Linked DNA regions of Homo sapiens: region 2 is linked to region 1. A link is an interaction called in ENCODE POLR2A ChIA-PET data of the cell type or tissue named here. Cell type or tissue: PC-9. All regions are shown on one strand.

Region 1 (5,000 bases):
ATGGCTTGTGCCCTTGCAGAATTAAAGCACCTTTCTGCCTTAATTAAAGCTTTACATTGCAGTCTTCTTGAACATTGTTATTCACTTTTGGAAGTGGTAGGTGACTTTTCATGCAATTATTCTTCAACAAAAAAACTAATAAATTGATTTCACAATTACAAACAAAGTTCTCTAATGGTGAAAAGCTGAGCATGAGTTTCCATTTAATTGCCTATACCTGAAGATATATCCCTTCCCTTATGAAAGGAAGACAAGAGCTGGCACATGGCAGCCTATGGAATGGGAAAGGAGAGATCTCGTTAAGAGAGTGAGTGCTTACTCAGAATCGTGATCTCATCGAATTAAATCTTTTCATACTAGTCATTATTTTTGTGCCCATTTTACTAAGTAGAAAACTGAGGCTCAGCTAACCTCATATAACTAAAATGGGTCAAAGTCAATAATGGTTGTGTTCCCTCTTCTGTCCTATGCTGCTTTTAGATCCTTAATGTAAAGGGTGAGTGTGTCACTTAAGGGAAGGGGTGGAAGAAAGAGACTAATGGTTCACAAGACAGAATATCTCTTCTTTCCTAGGTCAGTGCTGCTCCCTTTAACTAGGAGGGCAGTTTTGGAAGTCTGAACACAGCACCAGTGGGGAACGAATAGAAACTGAGTGAGCAGCACATAGGAGGTAACATGATTAAGAGGCTGCCCCAACAGCTATTGATCCAGCCTTGAGGAGACAGACTACCTCTTTCTCCTCCCCTCCAGATTGATGTAAATGGATTGAAAAATCTGAAGCTGCCTTTCAGATATGTTTTCCCAGGTATCACCCCTGTGAATCTTCCATCTTCTGAGGTTCATTAATGACTTATTACATTGGCTCATATCAATACAATATGACCTTCACACTTGTCTTTCATTCACTCGACAAATTCTTGCTGCTTACCAACTTATGTTCCATGTGCTATGCTAAGGGCTTGGACAAAGCAGTCAGTAAGTCAGCCTTGGTTCCTGTCTTTGTAGAGGCTATCCTCAAGTCACTATAGCAATTGCACTTGCCAAAACTGGCTTGTGACTTTTTGTGCATTTATTTTACATTTTTGTGTAACTATGTTACATTTTGCAGTATGCATTTTTGGAGAATATTAACAAGATTCCCTATTTTATTTTTGCATTCCACCCTTCCTCCATTCTTACACACACACACACACATAAACACACACAGTCCTAAAACTTATTCTCCAAACAGCTATGAAATTTGTCTTTCTCACTGTATCTGATAGTGACCATAAACTCCAGACTCCATAGTGTAACCTACAAAGTCCTTCTCTATGTGACTGTGGCCTGACTTTCTAGATTCATCTCTGGCCATTCCTCCTTCCACCTTATACTCTATGTCACACAAAGACACTCTAGATTCTTGCCAATTCTCTTTACACAGAATGCCTTGCTTACCTTTTTCATTAGGGAAACCCTTACTGACCCAATTCAAATTTCCCTTTGTCTAAGAAGCCTTCACCCTGTCCTCCAGGAAACAGGTCTTCTCTTCCATGATTTACATGTGTTATAGCAAATGCTGCATTGTATTGCAATAGTTTGCCTAACTACATTTCACCTTTTGTTTCTTGAGTTCCTGTAAGAGACCAGATATCTTTTTGTTTTTGAACTTTCAGTGCCTAGCAAAGTTCCTGAACCCTGGTAGGGAATGAATAAATAGCTAAATTGATTTCATTTGAAGTAAGACTGTGGTTAAGAAAACTTGATTTTGTTTGCATGTGATGAGCATTAACCCCATGCAGAAATGTTATTTCACTAAATAAGGGTACCAGGTTCACATTTTTTGATGACTAAGCATTTAGATGAAAATCTAGTCAGGATAAGTCACCTTAGGATAATTTCAAATAGGCAATTCTCAACATTTTGTTAATTCTGGGGTCAATGACTGGACAATTAAAAAATAAAATATGATGAGTGACAGTGCTTAACATTTTAGCATTTCAAATGCCATATGTAATTTACCTCAAATCCAGGGCTTGGACAAAAGTTGCAGTAGAGCTAAATGAAAGCCCCCACACTCTTTTAAAATAGCTGAATGTAGCCCACTCCTGAGGCTGTTTATTTTTACATGATATACAATGAAAACACTATAATTAAGAATGGGTAAACCCAGCTGTGCTTTGGGTTGATCAAATTTCTTAAAGTTGCTTTTTGACTGTTTGGAGTCTGTGAAGACGAAAGTCTATGTTTAAGAATTTTCCCTCAATTTTTAAATCAGTGTTTATTTTAAAAGAAGTATAATCCATATGGTTTTGATTCCTCCACACTTAACTCATCCAAGTGCAGTTTTGTAAGAACTATTTGAAGTCAAAAGCTTTTTAAAATTTTTATGAGCTTTTTTGTCTTTTGCCCCCTCAGAAAAGGAAGCAATACTTGCCAAGTGTAAACAAAGTTAATCACCAAACAGTTTTATATTCTAAAATAATGAAACCACACTGGGTGCTGAATTTGACAAAACAGTTCTTTTATCCTCAGGGAAATTGTTGTCTAAGCTCGTAGAGTGACTGCCTTCTCTGAAGAAGAGCCCCAGGTGACATCAGCATTGTATTATTAGATTCTCAGATCCTCACAGTAAAGTAGTTGTTGTTTTCCAGCTAGAGTTTACTCACAATATCTTTATTTTGTCACAGAAGTCACCCAAGTACAATATTAAATGTCATGACTACCGAGAAAAGTTAGTGATAGCGTATCTAAATGTTGATGCAATGCTGTATCTATGAATGAGCATCTCAGGGCTGTCAGACCTTAGCAGGAAATCAAAGAGGATAAAAAACACATGACCCCATGGAAGCTCTCAAAGTCACATCTAGAAGAGCCCTCAGCAAACTACAGCTCACAGACTAGAAACAGCCTGCCAACTGTGTTTGGAAATAAAGTTTTATGAAATACAGCCACACCCCTACATATCACTCACAGCTGCTCTTGTGCTACAGTAGCAAAGTGGAATAGTTGTAATAGAAACCACATGGTGAGTAAAGCCTAAAATATTTACTACCTGGCTCTTTACAGAAAACCATTGCTGACTCCTGACGGAGGTGATACGTGGCTGAGAACTTAGATTTGCAGCTCTGGAAATAACAGAAAACTTCTCTGAATGTCATAGTCTCACTTTAGATCAAGGATTAAAAGAAAATTTAAATAATATATACACTTAGTGATTTTTGTAAAACGCTTTATTAGAAAATAAACATAGACCATTATAAATATATGCTATTTTGTGCACAAGTGAGAAACAAACATTTGCTGAAAATTTCCCAACTTCTAAGATCTCTATGATCAAACATTTTGAGGATTTTAAAAATACATACAATTCTCATAGCACTGAAGTATTCACGGTGGAGATCTCTTTGGCAAGGTAATTATTGTTTTCCTCTATTATCAATATAACAGAAAAATAGTAATCAGATTTCATAAACCTTACTTTGTGCTAGATACCTTTGCTGGGCTTTTTGTATGTGTATGTCTTCTTATATTTAATTTTGACAAAAGCACTAATATGCTTTTTAAGCTCCAGGGATCTTAGCTTCCTCTTTTGTAAAATGGGGATAATAATATTACTTGCCTCATAGGGCTATTTTAAGAATTAAAGAAATTAATGCATATAAGGTACTAAGGATAAGGCCTGTGCCATCTGCCAAACCCCAAATGGAACCGCTAGAAACCAGCTGAGCTAGCAGAACCTAACTTATTAAACATACTGTGGTCAAGGTCAATACCATTCTAGTAGGATAGGAGAATCTCAGAATGGGAAATGTCAGAAAAAAAAATATATAGAAAATGACAGAAAAATATATAGAAAATTTTCTATATAGAAAATATATAGAAAATTTTCTATATAGAAAATATATAGAAAATGTCAGAAAAAAATATGTCAGGAAAAAAATGGGAAATCTCAGAAAAAAATATATAATATGCACACACATATATATAGTTTTGGCTGATGGTTCTATTAGGAATCTTAAAAAGCAGGAGACTAATTAGGATTGGGCAGCTGATGACTTGAGAGTTATGGATTGGTAGACACAGTAAGGCAAGGACATTGGTACAAGTATTAATGAATAAGTAAGTAGTTGGTCTTATAAAACAAGTTATTTTAGTTCATTTATCTTCCAGGGACAATTATTTTCTGCCCCATGTTTATGTATTTCTTACCAGGTCCCCAGAATCTTTTAACACAAAAACAGAAAAGTATGTTGGTTTCAGTTCTCACGTCAGATGTACTAAGTTCAAATATGTATTAGCAATTATCATTGTCATTTTTATCATCATTTTTTTACAGATGAGGTAGCTGAGACCTTGAACGATTGGGAAACATGCCCAAGGTCATATAGTTTAGATACTGTAACTGCTAGCATCTTGTTCATATCTCAGAACCTTCATGTTAGTGTGGAATTAACAAAGTCTGTACTATAAGCATCTACTTGCTCAAATGAATCTTATTCAGAAAAATGAGAAAAACTGCATACAGGAGAAATGTACTCTTGTTAACTATAATGTGTCTTTTCTCTTGGAAGCAGTTAGGTATGATGGAACTGAAGTGGCATAGGAATGGTATGGGTAGCAGTGAAAGAGTGATGGACGAGTGCTGTGGCTATCTCATCAACTCTACCACCATCCTCCCCCTTCCAAAAAAACACACAAAAAATATATCAACCAGGCAAAGTTTCGTTTATCAGACCTACTGCAGTACAGTACAGGACAACATTACCTGTATGGTTAGTTCTGTCTTTGAAGGAGAAGGTCAGATCCAAATATCTATCAGGTTTGAGATCTGGTTATAATTGATTTAAGGTAGGTCTTTCAGGATAGAAAATTGATGGGTATTGGACAAGGTTTGTGGCATACAGTTGGTAGACACAGTGAGGCAAGGGTCTTCAAGTAGTTCTGGTAAGTAAAATGTTTGATAAGTGAGCTATTTGCTAGGTGAGCAATCTATTGTCCTGATAGGAGATCTTTTGTTT
Region 2 (5,000 bases), 640 kb before region 1:
TAACTTGCTCAAGATCATATTATTAATAAGTGTCAGAGTCTACTTATTAACGCAGGTCTGTTTGATTCCAAAGCTCATCCTCTTGTAAATATGTTTAAGTTCCTTATAAATTCTGGATATTAGCCCTTTGTCAGATGGATAGATTGCAAAAATTTCCTCCCATTCTGTAGGTTGCCCGTTCACTCTGATGATAATTTCTTTTGCTGTGCAGAAGCTCTTTAGTTTAATTAGATCCCGTTTTTCAGTTTTGGCTTTCGTTGCAATTGCTTTTGGCGTTCTTGTCATGAAGTCTTTGCCCATGCCTATGTCCTGAATGGTATTGCCTAGGTTTTCTTCTAGAGTTTTTATAGTTTTGGGTTTTACATCCAATCTTTAATCCATCTTGAATTAATTTTTGTGTAAGGTATAAGGAAGGGGTCCAGTTTCAATTTTTTGCATGTGACTAGCCAGTTTTCCCAGCACTATTTACTGAATAGGAGACCATTTCCCCATTGCTTGTTTTTGTCAGGTTTGTTGAAGATCAGATGGTTGCAGATGTTTGGTGTTATTTCTGAGGTCTCTGTTCTGCTCCATTGGTCTATATGTCTGTTTTGGTACCAGTACCATGCTGTTTTGGTTACTGTAGCCTTGTAGTATAGTTTGAAGTAAGGTAGCATGATGCCTCCAGCTTTGTTTTTTTGCTTAGGATTGTCTTGGCTATGTGGGATCTTCTCTAATTCCATATGAAATTTAAAATAGTTTTTTTCTAATTCTGTGAAGAATGTCAGTGGTAGTTTGATGAGAATAGCATTGAATCTATAAATTACTTCAGGTAATATGGCCAGCCACCCCATGTAAAAGTGGGCAAAGGATATTAACAGACACTTCTCATAAGAAGACATTTACACGGCCAACAAACATATGAGAAAAAGCTCGACATCACTGATCATTTTGAAATCCAAATCAAAACCACAATGAGACACCATCTGATTGCAAGTTAGAATGGTGATTTTTAAGAAGTCAGGAAACAATAGATGTTGGCAAGGCTGTGGAGAAATAGGAACACTTTACACTGTTTGTGGGAATGTAAATTAATTCAACCATTGTGGAAGACAGTATGGCGATTTCTCAAGGATCTAGAACCAGAAATACCATTTGACCCAGCAATCCCATTACTGGGTTTATACCCAAAAGAATATAAATCATTCTACTGTAAAGACACATGCACACATATGTTTATTGCAGCACTATTTAAAATAGCAAAGACATGGAACCCACCAAAATGCCCATCAATGACAGACTGGATAAAGAAAATGTGGTTCATGTACACCATGGAATACTATGCAGCCATAAAAAGGAATGAGATCATGTTCTTTGCAGGACATGGATGAAGCTGGAAGCCGTCAACCTCAGCAAACCAACACAGGAACAGAAAACCAAATACTGCATGTTCTCACTCATAAGTGGGAGCTGAATGATGAGAACACATGGACACAGAGAAAGGAACAACACACACCAGGGTCTGTTGAGGGATGAAGGATGAGGGGCGGGAACTTAGAGGACGGGTCAATAGGTGCAGCAAACCACTATGGCACATGTATACCTGTGTAACAAACTTGCAAGTTCTGCACATGTATCCCTTTTTTTTTTAAGAAATAAACAACAACAAAAAAAACTAGTTCAGAAAAAAAAAAGTTCATCCTCTGTCATTATTTCTAAATTGCTCCTGTGAGGATTGGAGTTGACCCTGGAAGGGCAGAGACAGGGAAAGTAGAGGTCATAAGACATAAACAGCTTCACATGTGGCCTGTCCCGGAAGCATCTCTGTGTGTATGTTCCTGGGCTAGATTTTTGCTTGGAGCTTATTTGGCTATTTCGGGGTAAGATGAAATGTTTATTTATTTAATCATTCCTTAAATATCCAAACTTCTTTCCCAATATTAGTATCTTCTAAGAAAGGAGAATATTAAAAATTTTTATACAGATGGATTTATTTTTCTAAGACCTCTCATCAGAATTACTGAGTTAGACTCTCTGGGTCTAGATTTTTTGATGTTTTATTTTGTTTTTGGTCTATCATATTCAAAACTTCCACGAACAGGGTCATTATTCTTTCTTTCAGTTAAGATATTTTCTGTAGAAGGCTTCAGTCTAAATGTAAACATGTTACCTGGAAGTGGTGGCAGAGTGAGTCACCGCCTCTGTCAATATTCTGGTGTAGGCAGGTATCAGATCATGTCTTGTGAGAAAGAAACCCATAATAGGCGTAGAATGATGTAAAGATACGTTTAGGAGAACTCCACCCATTTTACCCTACACTTGGTGAAGAGACAGAATCTAGGTGGGTCCTTCAGTGGGACTTCATTACTTCAGTACTCTGGGTACTGAGAAAATGGGGATTGGATTTTGGAAATAAATAAATACTAAATAAGTTGAGTAGGAGGGGATGCTGATGGTGAATTTCTTTTATTAAAATAGGTTGATGGCAAGGTCATTACAATGTTTTAAAGGGATTTAATACTAAAAATTAAAGTTTTATCTTTAACTTATTAGATGCACTTTTTAAAAGAAATGAAAATCATAGCCTTTAATATGCTTTTGCCACTGAAAGGATAATAGCAAACTTCGCATGCTTTCTCATCAGCTTGATCTTCCTTTTTGCAAATAAGCATATATTCACTGTTGGCTATAACATACTTTTTAGTTAAAACAGTTAATGCTGAGGCTTTTGTTATTTTCTTTCTTGTATTTAGAATCTTTAAACTGACGGTTCTTTCCTTTCTGCTTTATGTTCATATCTCTGTAATAGCACTTACCACATCTTTTTGCAATTTATCTGCTGTGCATTTGCTTCAAAATATGGTGAGGAATTTCTCAGGAACAGAAACTGGGTACCATTTATTTTTGTATACCCACTGAATGGAGTGAAGAAAGCATTCAACAAATGGATCACTTGACCAAATGAATGCATTTATTTTCCAGTATAAGCCACGCCTTGCTTTGATAGGGTCTTGTTGGCCACAAACTTATTAGAAACACAGATCAAAATATTTCCTGTCTGTATATGAAGGTAATGCCATTGATCTGCTGTTAGTATGGAATGACAACACAGAGTGGGGTGACTTACCAGAAACAGTCATGGATTAGTAGAGATTAAGCTACACATCTAATCCAGGTTTCTTATAGTCACATGCATTTCTGACCATATATTTTACTATTTTAGGACTGGATCTTTAATTTTTCATTTCCTTATTTATTTTGAATATAAAGACAAAACACGTTTAATGTAGAAAGATAGAAAATAAAGACATCTATCAGTCAGAGTTCTTTGGCTATAAGTAACAGAAACCAATTAAGAGCTAATTTAGTCAAAAAAGAAAATTCATGTATTTACTTTTTAGATAAATGGTCTTGCTCTGTCACCCAGTGCAGTGGCACAGTCACAGCTCCCTATAACCTTTAACTCCTGGTCACAAGCTATCCTCCCATCTCTGCCTCATGAATAGCTAGGACTGACTACAGGTGTGTACCACCACACCCGGCTAATTTAAAAAAAAAAAATCTTTTTCGTAGAGATGGAGTCTCGCTATGTTGACCAGGCTGTTCTCAAACTCCTGGCCTCAAGCAATTCTCCCACCTCAGCCTCCCAAAGTGTTAGGATTACAGACATGAGCCACTGTGTCCAGCTCAAAAAAGAAAATATATTAAAAGGATGTAAGAGTGTTTCCCATCCAGAACGAGCAGGAGACCGGAGAGTCAGTTTAGAAATAGGACAAAAAGAAGGGCAGCTCTAGGCATCAATGTAGTAAAAACTTGACTGCCTAGTTCAGGTGCAATAGAATTGAATGAAATATATCATTTTTGTGTGTGTGTCCCAGTGTAGCTCAGCTAAAAAGTCTTATTAGCTCATGTTAGGATGCAGCAAGCTCTTTGGCTTATACTGCACTAATAAGCAAAAAGATCTGGCTAAGGAACTGCCAGAGATCCTTTTCAACTTCCCTTACGGGGAGCAAAGAACCTCAATTATTATCATCAAGATCCATAAGTGAGGAAGAAGTGATTCTCTAAAAGGAAATTGGGGGCATTAGTAGAGAGCAGAAATGAGCTGGTAGAGGGAAAAAGGCAATTATTTAAACTATAATTATGATATCACATAATGATAACATTAAGTGTTTTTTGTTTTCTTTCCAGACTTTATTCTAATCATAAGAACCAGATTAGGATTTTAATATACATAGTTTTATGTCTCACTTAAAAAATTTCAATATATGTCATGAGCATTTTTCCTATTAAACATACATCAAAATTATCCTTTCTATTAGCAGTGTAAAATTTCATCTTTTGGCATTTCATCATACATGTAACTACTCTCTAGAAAGATATTTTGGCTATTGTCAACTTTCTACTCTTGTAACACAAAGACATGGTAACATGGTGGAACAAAATGGGCTTTGGTGACTGGGAGAATTGTATTTAAATTCCAGCTTTACCATTCCCCAGTTAAGTGCTCTTAGGTGAAATGTCTAACTGCTAAGTCTCAGTTTTCTTATTATAAAATGGGGGTACTAACTCAGACTTTACGGAGTTGGACATGCTGAGTTTGAAGTGATTATGGGATATCTGAGTATATACAGATTTGGGCAAGAGTTCTAGACTGGAGGTAGAGCTTTTTAAAAAATCTGATTTTAGGGGACATTTGAAGTCCTAAGAGAGGATGAAATCAGGTAGGAAGAGAGAGTAAAGACAGAAGGGCCATGAACCATGGATTCAAAGTGACCCGAGCCATAGGACAATGAATAAATGGTAGAGGACTGAAAGGGGAATCATGAAAATTGTATGACGAAGTCAAGGTTGTTGCCTTAAGAAGAGAACAGAGAGGGAATAGTCAGAGAGGTACAAATAGGAAGAAGAAATGGTAAGGGGTCAAGATAGGAGGAAGAAGAGACACCATCTGATACAACAGTGGGGTACAGTAATGCAAGGGCTGAAAATGGCCATTTGATTTGGCATTTAAGAGGACT

What was found. Peaks named below come from ENCODE experiments on the same cell type or tissue, not always from the same donor. Only the 100,000 strongest peaks of a DNase experiment are listed, where the experiment ranks them.
Region 2: POLR2A ChIA-PET joins it to region 1 with 6 read pairs; 1 of 35 experiments calls an interaction of 5 or more read pairs at or near these places.

What each region holds. Positions count from the first base shown.
Region 1 is chr12:91,411,665-91,416,664 of GRCh38, reverse strand. The region is part of intron 2 of LOC105369896 (a long non-coding RNA gene); the gene reads left to right. Among named protein-coding and RNA genes, the nearest start is that of LINC02823, 87 kb to the right of the region's middle. In PC-9, no CTCF peak of the experiment used is centred here; a DNase peak (open chromatin) is centred at 2,954; H3K27ac peaks cover 994 bases.
Region 2 is chr12:92,053,265-92,058,264 of GRCh38, reverse strand. All of the region lies in intron 1 of LINC01619 (long intergenic non-protein coding RNA 1619), which reads left to right. Among named protein-coding and RNA genes, the nearest start is that of LINC01619, 87 kb to the left of the region's middle. In PC-9, no CTCF peak of the experiment used is centred here; a DNase peak (open chromatin) is centred at 2,194; H3K4me3 peaks cover 490 bases; H3K27ac peaks cover 929 bases.